Regions from separate parts of the Homo sapiens genome. Here regions 1 and 3 are each linked to region 2. The links are chromatin contacts, found by Hi-C or POLR2A ChIA-PET in ENCODE. All regions are on one chromosome and are shown on one strand. The core of a region is the stretch at or near the end of the contact, and the rest is flanking DNA. Distances in the headings are between cores, read along the strand shown. Region 1 overlaps APBB1IP (amyloid beta precursor protein binding family B member 1 interacting protein). Region 2 holds the start of PDSS1 (decaprenyl diphosphate synthase subunit 1). Region 3 overlaps APBB1IP (amyloid beta precursor protein binding family B member 1 interacting protein).

Region 1 (4,446 bases), core at 476-2,975, 160 kb before region 2:
ATTGATTAAAATATCTTTAGAGAAAAATAGTATAAAATCCTAGAAGAAAACAGAGGCTGGCTGGGTGCGGTGGCTCATGCCTCTAATTCCAGAACTCTGGGAGGACCAGGTGGGAGGATAGCTTGAGCCCAAGAGTTCAAGACCAGCCTGAGAAACATAGGGAGACCCTGTCTGTACAAAAGGAATAAAAAAATTAGTGGGGATGGTGGCACATGCCTGTAGTCCCAGCTACTTGGGAGGCTGATCCGGGAGGATCATTTGAGCCCGGGAGGTCAAGACTTCAGTGAGCCATGTTCGTGCCACTGCACTCCAGCTGAAGTGACAATATGAGATCCTGAAAAAAAAAAAAAGAAGGAAAGAAAGAGAGAGAGTGAAGGAAGGAAGAAAGGAAGAAAGGAAGAAAGGGAGGAAGGGAGGGAAGGAAGGAAGGAAGAAAGGGAGAAAAAAAAGAAAATATAGGTTAATGTTTTTATAATTTTGAGCTGGAGAAAGGTTTCCTAAGCAAGAATAAAAACTCAAAATTATAACGGAGAAAAATGGCCAGATTTGACCTGATAAAGTTATTTTTAATACCTTATGGCCAAAGATAACAAACAAGAAGTGAAAGACTGACTACAGTGAGAGAGTACATTTGCAACATGTATAAACAAGTATGAATATCCATAAAATATAAAGACTTCAAGAAATCAATAAGAAAAAGATAAACATACAGAAAAATGGCAAAGCTTTTAAAGGGAAAATTTACAGAAAAAGAAGTACCGGTAACCACCGCATAACTAAAAGTTGCTCCGTCTCATTACTGATCAGGGAAATGAAAATTAAGCATGAGATTGATAAAATAAACAATATAGATAATATCCAAATTTTGGTGGAAGTGGGTAAGAAAAAGAGACACTCACGCCTGGGAGCTTGGAATAGAAACTCATACGGCCAAACTGGGGGACAATTTAGCAAAATCTATGTACATGTAACAGGGAGTAAAAATCCTTTCAAATGGCAACTCCATGCTTGACGAATCTATCTCACAAAAATATAAGCTCACATGCACAGTATTTTTTGTAATAGCTAAATATTGAAATAACTTCTAATCATCTGTAGTAGAATAGTTAAATAAATCGTTACACCTGTACCGTAGAATTCTCTGCAGCCATAAAATGAATGTCATATATTAATTCATGTCTTGATGTAGAAAGACTCCTAGATGCAATGTTAAGAAAAAGAAGGCGAGGGGCGGTGGCTCACTCCTCTAATCCCAACAGTTTGGAAGGCCAAGGAAGGCGGATCGCTTGAGCTCAGGAATTCAAGACCAGCCTGGGCAACGTCATGGGATAGAACAGAATAGAATACTACCAAACTATTAACTATGGTACCTTTGGAGAAAAGAACAAAATAAGAAAAAGGGGTGGTGGAGGAAGATGTGCATTTTATTATTTATATATATATATATTTTAAATGTGACTAATATGCATTCGTTTGTAACTTAAAAATGTAAACTTTGAACATCCAGAAGAAAATATCTTGTAAGAAAAGAATACAAGCATATGTAAAGAAATAATTGTGCACTAAGGTGTAAATAGTTCTGCCATCTATTCTTTATTCACTAACTAGTAAAGAAATATAGAAAGCGAAACAAAAAACTAATGGAACACATTTGTAATTGAAGTGTAACCAAATATGTAGATTACAGGCTGCAGTCTTCACAGTGCCTGTTATCCGTGGAGGAGAGGTCTCTGTTTCCATGGCAACACTGCCTGCAGTAAAGAGAACTTGTGAAAGAAATCCTTTTTCTCAGGAGGAAGTGCATGAAGTGTGTGCTGATTTACTGAGCATAAGTTTATCTCTCATTTTTCGTCCTGAGGGGGACTTTTTTTTTTTTTTAATGCTCAATCGCAAAATCCATCACGGACTTAGAATGGCAAAAGTCAAAATGAAATTTCTGGCTAAGCGGTCACCTTGTCTCGACTGCATCAATAATGACATCTCAAGGACAGTCCATCCTGACTCTGGGAGTCCCCAGACAGGCATTAGAACAGCAGTATAATCTTTCACTCCGTTTCTGGGTCAGTGGCACCGATTTTCATGGCTGCACTCTTTTTAAAAAATTAATTTTATTTTTTGATTGACAAATAATAATTGTACATATGCATAACGTACATAGTGATGTTTTGATACATATAATGTATGGTGATCAGATCAAGGTAATTAGCACATCCATCATCTCAAACATTTATCATTTCTTTGTGTTGGGAACATTCAATATCTTTCATATTGGGAAAGATTTATGTATAGATCTTACTAAATTGTCCCCCAACTTGGCCATATCAGTTTCCATTCCAACCTTTCAGACTTGCCTTTGAGAAAACCTATACATGGCAGATGTTTATATAAATTACCTAAAAGTCAATATTTTCTTTACTAAAATATAATCCTTAGTTGTGCTATGAAGGACAACTCTGGAAAATTGTTAACTGTCATCTCAGTTGAAGTTTTATTTTTTTCCCTGTCTTTCAGACATCTCGAGATCTGGCGTGTTTTATACAGTTTGAAAATGTCAACATTTACTATGGGACTCAGCATAAAATGAAATATAAAGCGCCCACTGACTATTGCTTTGTTTTAAAGGTATGTTATAAGAAGTCATTCATTTAGATTTATAAGCAATTTGAGTTAATTTTTTTTCAAGGAAGAAAATGTTAAATTATAGTTAGCCATATGTGTAACAATAAGAAATTGTTTAACCAAAATAGGAATGAGGGAAACATTTCTATCAATTTGGGACATTTTCCCCAAAGCCTCCTATCTGAACCTAAAACTTTAAGGTAACTCTGTCTGGGGATTTCTTCACTTCTGAAAATGAAAGTTCCACATTTTAAACAAATTAATTTATAATGTTATCGATAAGACTAAAAAAAGTTTTCAGTTCTTATTGGGCTCATTCCACCATAAGAAGATTTTAGAAATTAGAAACTTGCAAGATTTCCTAGACAACTTATAGAAAATAGCCAAAAAAAAGTTGTTTTAATTACTGGGTCATGAAACTTCAGGTGTATATTGTCAAAAGGCAATAGGTATTATCAAATGTTAGATATGGTTTACATTTTTTTGAGACCGAGTCTCACTCTGTCACCCAGGGTGGAGTGCAGTGGCTCAATCATAGCCCACTGCAGCCTCAGCCCCCCAGGCTCAAGCAATCCTCCTGCCTTAGCCTCTCAAGTATCTGGGACTAGAGGTGTGCACCACCACACCAGCTAATTTTTGTATTTTTAGTTAAGATAGGGCTTTACCATATTACCCAGGCTGGTCTCAAACTCCTGGGCTCAGGCAATCCACCTACCTTGGCATCCCAAAGTGCTGGGGTTGCAGGCATCAGCCACCACTCCTGGCCGATTTACATTTTTTAAAATTAGAATCTCAGATCAGTCTGATCAGGAGATGGGTTATTACAACCACACATGTGATGCGTTACGGGTCTTTCTGTATGCCTGCAGAACTCTGGATTAAGGACTATGGTAAGTTTTTGTCTGCGTTTCTTTTTAGTCAAATGCAATAACCAGGTGAATTCAATCATATTTAGTAATTTTGACTCCCTGAACAATTACAATCACTTATTATAATCATCAAATAATAATTGGTTGAAATTCTTGGCTTTATCAAGGACTCAGGATATTCAGTGACTTTCATTCAGATGTCCTAGCCTTTTTTTTTTAATTCCTAAGCATCCACTTTTAATTATTTACAGATAATATTAATAATAAAAACCACTATACTAGCTCAGTCAGCCTGATACTCCCCCAGTGGTTCTCAACCAGGCATTTTGCCTCCAAGGGTCATTTGGCGAACCCTAAAAACATTTTTGATTGTCATAGCTTGGGGCATGGAGCAGGGACTACTGACATCTAGTAGGCCAGGTATGCTGCTAAATACCTTGCAGTGCACAAGAAAACCCCCACACCAAAGACTTCTCTGGCCCCCAATGTCAACAGTGCTGCTGTCAAGAAACCTGCCCTAGACAGAAGAGCCCCAGAATAATGACTGTGAAAGCACTGAAGGCCGGGAGAAGGCTGGATCCGTTCACTCACTCATTCATTCAGTCATTTAATGTTTGTTGAATGACGGCCGGGCACGGTGGCTCACACCTGTAGTCCCAACACTGTGGGAGGCTGAGGCAGGCAGGTCACTTGAGGCCAAGGACTCTAGACCGTACTGGCCAACATGGTGAAACCCTGTCTCTGCTAAAAATACAAACAGTAGCTGGGCGTGGTGGTGCACGCCTTTAGTCCCGCTACTTGGGGGGCTTGAGGCAGGAGAATCACTTGAACCCGGGAGGCGGAGGTTGCAGTGAGCCGAGATCGCACCACTGCACTCCAGCCTGGGCGACAGAGAGAGACTCTGTCTCAAAAAAAAAAAAAGAAAAGAAAAAGAAAAAAAATGTGTTGAATGACAACT
Region 2 (4,383 bases), core at 1,329-3,828:
TCCCACTCTTTCATCCACACTGGAATGCAGTGGCATGATCACAACTCACTGCAGCCTCGAACTCTCGAACTTCTGGGCTCAAGCAAATTTCCCCGCCTCAGGCTCCTGAGTAGCTAGGGCTACAGTCACACACCACCACGCCTGGCTAATTTTATTTTTTGTAGAGACAGGGTCTTGCTTATGTCGCCTAGGCTGTTCGTGACATCCCGACCTCAAGCAATCCTGCCACCTCGGCCTCCCAAAGTGCTGTGATAACAGGCATGACCCACTGTGTCTGGCCTGGTACTATATTTACAATCTCTTTGGCTATAAAACCTGTTCCTATTGTAGATATTATGTTTTAAACAGTATCATCAATATGGCAAGAAAATGTCTTGGAGGGTACCTAACACTCCAACCTCAAAACGACAACCTTGATCGCTTTCAGTTACACATAGGCCATTTTGATCCATCTGTACTGGCTCTTTTCATTTGTCTAAGGGCAGCAAAATAGACTAAAGTTGTTTTCAGACTGCACAAGAGAAGTCTGTTCTTTAGCACTTACCTGCATAACTCAGATAGTGTTTTTAACTTCCTCAACTCATGCTTGGCCTAGTGGGGTCAAAAGAACTACTTGTGAATTCCGTATGTCCAATTGGTAGCTTACTGTTTTTTCTCAAGAGTTTAGCTATACAGTAACGTTGGAAGTCTTGAGGAACTTCAGCTGCTGTCCCTACTTAGCCTTGCAATACTACGGCATCTTTTTTTCTTTTTCTTTTTTTTAAAGACGGAGTCTCACTTTGTCACCTAGGCCGAAGTGCAGTGGCACAATCTCGGCTCACTGCAACCTCTGCCTCCCAGGTTCAAGTGATTCTCTTGCCTCAGCCTCCTAAGTGGTTGGGATTACAGAACATGCACCACCATGCCCAACTAATTTTTGAATATTTAGTAGAGACGGGTTTCACCATGTTGGCCAGGCTGGTCTCAAACTCCTGACCTCAAGTGATCCACCTGCCTCGGCCTCCCACAGTGCTGGGATTACAGGCTGAGCCACTGTGCCCCCGACCTACAGCATCTTTTTAAGAGCAATGTTTTCTGTTTTAATGTGGCCAAGCAATCTCTAAACGAACATGGTCTGACAAAATTGTGTAGTGACATACTTGACAACTGGGTGAGCTTGAGTGTGATACTTATTTGACCATACGGTATTTCCTCTATATGTTTCCTTATCTTTATATACAAAAAAGGGCAAATGATAATGTCTTAGTCATAGGATCAAGTACAACCCAAGTGCTTACTGCTACACTCTACTTGGCAAATTCCACCTTATGAATGTTTCTTAATATATAAACCTAATCTAAACCAAGATAAGCTACAGGTGCATATTAACAATCTTTACTCATAAAGCTTTGCATATTTTTACATACTATTCTTCAAGATGGAAAAAACACCATCAAACTGGCTTATTTTCATAGATGTCTTTATATAGTCTATGATGTCTTCATTCCATAAAAAATCCACACGATTAAATATGAAATTAATGTACCCAGCTATGAGGCTACCGCATTCTTTAACCCAAGAACAAGAAAATACATGAATCAGAGAACTGCAATTACCTACTTGCTGGTCTATTTCCTCATTAGAGTGAATTTTTTGAGGACTAAATTGCATTTCTCTATCTCTAATGCTTACCCCCTATCTCACTGGCTCTGTGTGTTTGAGTGCATGCGCTGAATGTTTATATCACTTAATTTCTGTTCGGAACACGCTGTCTCTTAGCACCAGTAGATCTGGCCTTAGAGCTAAGGAAAGAAGGCCTTTCTAACCCATAAGGGGTACTAATCCTGTACAGACTCCAATATCTCCCGGGCTGGGTACACGCAGGTTCACACCCAGGTGTGAGCAAGATTGCCAAACTATACCTATAAGGCGTTTGGAGGGGAGAGTCCAAAAGTCACGAGACCCGGCTAATTTAGCTACTATTTCACAACAACCCTGATCGTGGTCGGACTTGTTTCTAGGAAGATGCGATGGGCTGGAACTTCCTTCAAGAACAGATTGCAAAAGGCAGCCGACCAGGGCGTGTCAGGTCACTGCCAAGGGAAGCAGCAGCGGAAACCGTCGCCTCCGGCTTAGGCTGCGGAGCGGGAACCCCATTCTCTGAGTTATGTTTCTGCCTAAACACGCAGAACAAAAGAGTTCGTGGCTGCAAGGGTGGCGCGCGGTAGTATTTCTTGCTAATAAAAGGTCCCCACAGGGACATTTTTGCTATGACTGCAGGCGTGGCCAGTCTCCCTGCACAGCTTCCGGGAAGAGGTGGGGATAGGAGGCTCGCCCCGGGGAAGGTTACGCTCGGGGTCCCCAGACCAGGTCTCCGCACGCCCCTGCCCCGTCGCCTCCCGGGAGCGGCTGCAGTCCCCGTTGGCTGCAGACGGGCAGACACCCGAAGTGTCCGCGCCGGCAGCCGGACCGCAAGCGAGGAAGAGCGAACCGCGCTCCCGGGCCTGGCCGAAGCGCTTCCTGTGCCAGGTTTCCGGCTCCGGGTCCCGGGAGGAGGATCGCGGGCCAGAGGCGGAGCCGCCGCCCTGCCGCGACTTTCAGACTCCGACCATGGCCTCGCGCTGGTGGCGGTGGCGGCGCGGCTGCTCCTGGAAGCCGGCGGCGCGGAGCCCCGGGCCCGGCTCCCCCGGCCGTGCGGGACCGTTGGGGCCGAGCGCCGCTGCCGAAGTCCGCGCGCAGGTGAGGTTGGGAGGCGCGCGCCCGGCGGGGCTCAGAGGTCACGGCTCCAATGACAGCAGTGGGCGGAATGAATGGGAGCGGGGAGCACGTGCGTCGCGACGCGGGGGCGCGCGGGGTAGCTCCGGGGTAGCTCCGGGGTGGGACTCCGGAGCTGAGGGGTGCTCGCGGTGGGACGGAGCCGCGCGTTGGACTGAAGTAGGGGCGCCCTACACGGGGTTGCAGAAAGCGGTGTCCTGGGGACCCCGGGAGCGTTTTGGGGGGTGGAGAAAGCGGTGGGATCCGTGTCCTGGGGGAAGCGCAGGAGCGATCAGATTGACCGCTGCTATATGGACAAGGTTAAGCCTGGAGAGCGACTGCAGCTATTTACTTTGGAGTTAGAGGAAGACAGATCTTGCCTGAAATTTTAGAGCCAAAGTGCTCAGAGCTCTCTCCGAGAAACGGAGGATCGAATCGGCCTCGGAATAGTCCGAAAAGGTCTTGTGGAGAATGCAGGGCTGGTGCTAGGGTGGACCGGACCTTAGTTGTCCAGCAGTGGCCTCGGGAGGAGAGCACACCTGGATGGGGCTGGAATGACACTGGAAGGAGAAAGGCCCGAGGCCGTCAGGAGGAGAGAAACCCTGGAGTCATCTAAAGTCAGAATCTCAGCGATAGCCCATTCTTTCAGGGTCTCCTCTGCTGCCTTTGGGTTCCGATCTCCTTTTTCTCCCTTTCTGGTCAGTTTAGCCCCTGTAAATGGACACTGTGAGCCCTTCTGCGCTTTGTAATGATTCTCAGTGTGCCATGGGGTAGGCCCATGCTATTAGCATAACCGTGCAAAATCTATGGACTCACTGTTACTTAAGTTTATTTGAATTTAGTACTCTTTTAATTCAGATTTGGTATACTTTATGTGTCCGTGTTCTCATCAAACATCATTTCCCAGTATGAAATATATAACACTTATAAATATCTACTTTGTACCAAAGTAGATGCGTATCACAAATTATCCAAAACAAGGCTTGGGCCAGGCACAGTGGCTCACACCTGTAATCCCAGCACTTTGGGAGGCTGAGGTGGGAGAATCGGTTGAGGCCAGGAGTTTGGGACCAGCCTAGGCAACATAGCAAGACTCTGTCTCTATAAAAAATAGAAAAAATTCACCAGGTGGGGTGGTGCATGCCTGTAGTTCTACCTACTCAGGAGCCTGAGGGAGGAGGATTGTTCGATCCCAGGAGTTCAAGATTACAGTGAGCTGTTTATTGTGATAGTGCCAGTGCACTCCAGCCTGGGCAACAGTGTGAGACCCTATCTCTAAAAAATCTAAAGCAAAAAAGACGTTTGGAGACCAAGTGGCAGCTGGGCAACTAGACAATGCTAGAGAGTAAAGAGAACAGAATATGGGGGGTGAGGGGCATGTGGGAGAAGAGGCTTAGAGGAGGAAGGTAGGCTTTGCTGTGATCCATTTCAGGACTGTTCTCTCCAGACTTCAGATATTTCTAGTTCCACAGAAGAAGCCAGTATTTGAAGAGATGGGTGCATCCACCCTCTTATGCCACTACATGCTTCTTCTTCTTCTTCTTTTTTTTTTTTTTTGACACAGAGTCTCACTCTGTCGCCCAGGCTGGAGTGCAGTGGCGGAATCTCGGCTCACTGCAAACTCCACCTCCCAGGTTCAAGCGATTCTCC
Region 3 (4,044 bases), core at 22-2,521, 220 kb before region 2:
TTCCTTATATAGACACCCAAAGTAGAAAAAAAAAGGGAACTTAAAATAATCTAGAGACTTGGCACTCTCTTTCCAACCCGTGGGCATCCAAGTGAAACTAGTCTACAACTTGTCTCCCAGAGCTGGAGGCCAGACAGACAGATGGAAGTGGGGATGTTGGGTTCATATGTGCTGACCTCTGTTGTCCTGTGTCAAGTGTTCTTGCACTTGAGTCCTGGGGAACATTTTTGGGTGTTGTTCAGTTCTCTCACTTTTTTCTAACTGAAGCTTGACTTAGCAGAGTGTCCCCACCTTGTCCCACCCACTTATTTCCAAATTGCTTTGATTTTATGCAAAACATAAATTTTTCACTAACTTTATGGTTTGCATAAAATCACAGCAATTTGGAAATAAGCACATTTAAAAATTGTATCTTTTATTTTTTGTTTTGTTATTTTTGTTTTTATTTTTTAATTTTAGAGACAGGGTCACACTTTGTCACTCAGGCTAGAGGGCAGTAGTGCTGTCATAGCTCACTGTAGCCATGAGCTCTTGCGCTCAAAGGATTCTCCCACCTCAGCCTCCTGAGTAGCTGAGACCACAGGTGCGCACCACTATGCCCAGCTAATTTTTTTGGCAGAGGGGATAGAGATGGGGTCTTGCTATATTGCCCAGGCTGGTTTTGAACTCCTGGCCTCAAGTGATCCTCCCACCTCTGCCTCCCAAAGTGCTGAATTTCAGGTGTAACCCACCGCACCTGGCCTAAATCATATTTTTTAAAATGTGGTAGCCCATCTCATTACGTGTGTGTGTGTGTGTGTGTGTGTGTGTGTGTGTGTGTGTGTCTTTACTGCAAAATTCTAAGACTTTTCAAAGCACTCTCTTAGTATTTTTTTAAATTACTGAAATAAATCATTTCATTTAATGATTAGTTTTTTATTTAAAATGTTATTTACAGGTAACTTTTGCCATGACAATATTGCTTACAAAAGGACCCTGTTGTCTTGGCTGTCCCTTCTGTGTGACCCTACCTATGTATATACACATGTCCATATGAATTTTGTTTGTGACTCACTGCATATTAGTCTGAATTGATCATATGACCACAGTCATTGTCCTTTTGATTCAGTAACTACTTGCTAGCCTATTAAGATTTTCACCGATCTCAGGGGTACAGTGCAAAGTTGGTTAAGTTGGCCCAAGAGGTTTCTTCACCTTAGTTCTCTGTTGAGTGAATTATTTGATATAATCCGTAACTTTAGAGATGCTTCTGTTTCCTGTTTTACGCTACACAGAAGCCTCGGCTTCCCCTTTCTCCTCCCTCAAACGTTGCAAGAACCTTTAACCATATGCTGTGTTATTCTGTGAACCACTTCCTCTTGATAAAACGCTTTCATTGCATTTTGAAAAAATACAACACTGAAGGAATCAGGTAAAATTCAATATTCTAAGTTATTTTCAATCACACTGTACACAGGTGACTTCACAGTTTCCACCAGCATTTGCGAGCATCCGAATTCTGTAGTGCGTATTTCATCCTAAGGGCAATCCCATTCATAAGCTTTTTAAAATTTTTTTCTCCTCTTTTGTATCTGTAGTTGTAATATGTCTACTGATTTATTTCCTAGAAAAAAATGTTGCCAGATGGTTTCTAATTAAAAAATAATAAAAATATCAAAGCAAATTGATACTTGGAGAGCCTCAGATTTTTGAAACTTATTTCTCATCAATTCCAGTTCTATTTTAGTTTTGGCAATCTAGTAATAAACTCAAAACACTGTAGGGTAAAAAAACAACAGTCCCTGTAACTCCAGCACTTTGGGAGGCTGAGGCGGGCTGATCACCTGAGGTCAGGTGTTTGAGACCAGCCTGGCCAACATGGTGAAACTCTTTCTCAAGTGAAAAAAAAAAAAAAAAATTAGCTGGTCATGGTGGCCGGTGCCTGTAATCCCAGCTACTTGGGAGGCTGAGGCAGGAGAAACTCTTGAACTGGGAGGTGGAGGTTGCAGTGAGCCGAGATCACACCATTGCACTCCAGCCTGGGCAACAAGAGCAAAACTCCATCTGATAAAAAAAAAAAAAAAAAAAAAAAAGCAGTCAATACTAGGATACAAACATTTTTCTTTAACTGTCTTTAACATAGAAAGATGTACAGTATGCAGATAAATTCATTGAAGAGAAGAAATACAGCTGAGGAAAACCCACACAGAAAAATCTTCCAGAAATTTGTTTAAGCCTCCAATCATGTCTGGGATCAATAAATATTTGATGACTGACTTACTTTGTGTAAACTCGATCGATTTACTTATCTCTGGATGCCTCAGTTTTCTCATCTAAGATGAATATAAAAGTGTTTTCATTTCACCTAGGGTGTGAGGATGGATTTAATCAGTCAATGCACGTAACGCACCAGGACAATCCCTGGCATGGAATGAGAACACCTAATAGTTATTCGCTGTTATTTTTATTATTATCAGGCAGGTAGAGAGCAAGGGGAGATTTCTCTCTCTCTCAACCCCAGCCATGCACAGAAGCAATTGAGTGAGGAGTTTTCTTCTTGGTAGACAGACAGGTAGCAACTTCTCTGGTTAATACTGAAGGCTAATTCTAACCTTCCTGAACTTCATTGACTGTGTCTCATTTTAATAATTGCAAAGTCATTTTTATACCTCCTCTGTTGTTTCATTTTTTTATCATTATTTATTTTGAGTCAGGGTCTTGCTCTTTTGCTCAGGCTGGAGTGCAATAGTGCAATCATGAGTCACTTCAGCCTTGAACTCCTGGGCTCAAAGAATCTTCCTGCCTCGGCCTCCTGAATAGCAGGGACTACAGGCGCATGCCAATATGACTGGCTAATTTTTTTATTTTTTGTAGAGACAGGGTCTTGCTCACAAATATTCTGTTTTGTCTTTTCTTTTCATTCTCAGTGCTCTGAAATTTTCATTCTGTTATTGGTATTAGTATCTTAGTCCAAGTAAAGACTAAGCATAACTAAAAGTACAGCTGAAACGGTGAAATTTGCAACCATTCAAATTAGCTTAGACAACCCGTGAGTTTGTAATATCTTAATACGGTGCTATAAGAAATATAAGAAAGCAGGGTTTTGACAGATAAGCTCCTTATAAAAATGTAAATAATATGAGTTTCTTCATTGTATTGACACTTGCTGCCACCGAAAACATCAACTCTGTAAACCCAAAACTTGATAATCACAAGAAGAGAAAAATCTTAACAAGTTTTTTATTTCATGCAGAAGTTGTTAGGACCACTTGTTTGTTTTGTTTTGTTTTGTTTTGTTTTGAGATGGAGTCTTGCTCTGTCGCCCAGGCTGGAGTGCAGCACGACCTCAGCTCACTGCAAGCTCCGCCTCCCGGGTTCAAGCGATTCTTGTGCCTCAGACTCCCAAGTAGCTGGGATTATAGGTGCGCACCACCACGCCCAGCTACTTTTTTGGTATTTTTAGTAGAGACAGGGTTTCACCATGCTGGCCAGGCTGGTCTCAAACTCCTGACCTCAGGTGATCCACCTGCCTCGGCCTCACAAAGTGCTGGTATTACAGGTGTGAGCCACTGCACCAGGCCTTTTTTGAACTTACATGAAAAATAGTGTATCCTTTTATTTGTTTTCTGTTTTATTAAAAAATTCCTATATAAACAATTGTATTATTACATATTTCACTTAATATATAAAATAGTACACTTTTATGACTAAATCTTTTAGTTTTAAGTGCATCAAATAATCCCTTAATTTAATACCATTCTGCTCAAAATTCAGTTTCTAGCATGAAATTGTAACACATTATTGTTATAACAAAGGGGTACACATGAAATTAGTTATATGATGTGAATTAAGAAATAATTAAGATAGAAAACATAAAGTGTTTTTATTTACTAAATGATGATTAACCTATTACTTGAAATGTTAACTGACTTTAGATTGAATTAGAAAAGAAGAAAAGTCATTGATACTGTCACTCAAGTTGCCTCAAGTTGCATGGTAGTTATCAGAATTTTTCTCAAGGCAACTAAAATTTTTGGTTTGAAAACTGATTCAGGCCTAAATAGA

What was found. A loop is a pair of places that touch in the nucleus more often than their neighbours do. ChIA-PET counts read pairs that join two places held with the same protein, here RNA polymerase II (POLR2A). Pooled maps may share reads with other maps.
Region 1: a loop to region 2 is called in a pooled map, with 2.1 times the contacts of the local background. The contact joins the enhancer-like site here to the promoter of PDSS1 in region 2. A Hi-C loop is called at or near these places in 4 of 50 pooled maps. POLR2A ChIA-PET finds 5 or more read pairs at or near these places in 2 of 52 experiments (OCI-LY7 and activated CD4-positive, alpha-beta T cell).
Region 3: a map with no recorded cell type shows a loop between it and region 2 (9-fold over the local background). The contact joins the enhancer-like site here to the promoter of PDSS1 in region 2. A Hi-C loop is called at or near these places in 1 of 168 maps with a recorded cell type or tissue (naive thymus-derived CD4-positive, alpha-beta T cell), 2 of 37 single-sample maps with no recorded cell type and 10 of 50 pooled maps. POLR2A ChIA-PET finds 5 or more read pairs at or near these places in 4 of 52 experiments (A549, B cell, OCI-LY7 and 1 more).

Annotation. Positions count from the first base shown.
Region 1 is chr10:26,539,071-26,543,516 of GRCh38, forward strand. APBB1IP (amyloid beta precursor protein binding family B member 1 interacting protein) reads left to right here. Exons shown (of 15, transcript NM_019043.4): 11 at 2,512-2,622. Among named protein-coding and RNA genes, the nearest start is that of LINC03028, 38 kb to the right of the region's middle. RefSeq lists an enhancer at 1,681-1,750. Within about 2 kb of position 1,726, at least 2 of the 41 ENCODE cell types and tissues checked have a DNase peak (open chromatin) inside an H3K27ac peak, as active enhancers do.
Region 2 is chr10:26,695,123-26,699,505 of GRCh38, forward strand. It overlaps PDSS1 (decaprenyl diphosphate synthase subunit 1), which reads left to right and starts at 2,579. Exons shown (of 12, transcript NM_014317.5): 1 at 2,579-2,718. The coding sequence starts at 2,590. RefSeq lists a silencer at 2,252-2,871 and an enhancer at 2,746-3,634.
Region 3 is chr10:26,481,045-26,485,088 of GRCh38, forward strand. The region is part of intron 2 of APBB1IP (amyloid beta precursor protein binding family B member 1 interacting protein); the gene reads left to right. Among named protein-coding and RNA genes, the nearest start is that of APBB1IP, 45 kb to the left of the region's middle. Within about 2 kb of position 1,272, at least 10 of the 41 ENCODE cell types and tissues checked have a DNase peak (open chromatin) inside an H3K27ac peak, as active enhancers do; they include B cell and OCI-LY7, where a contact is called at or near this core.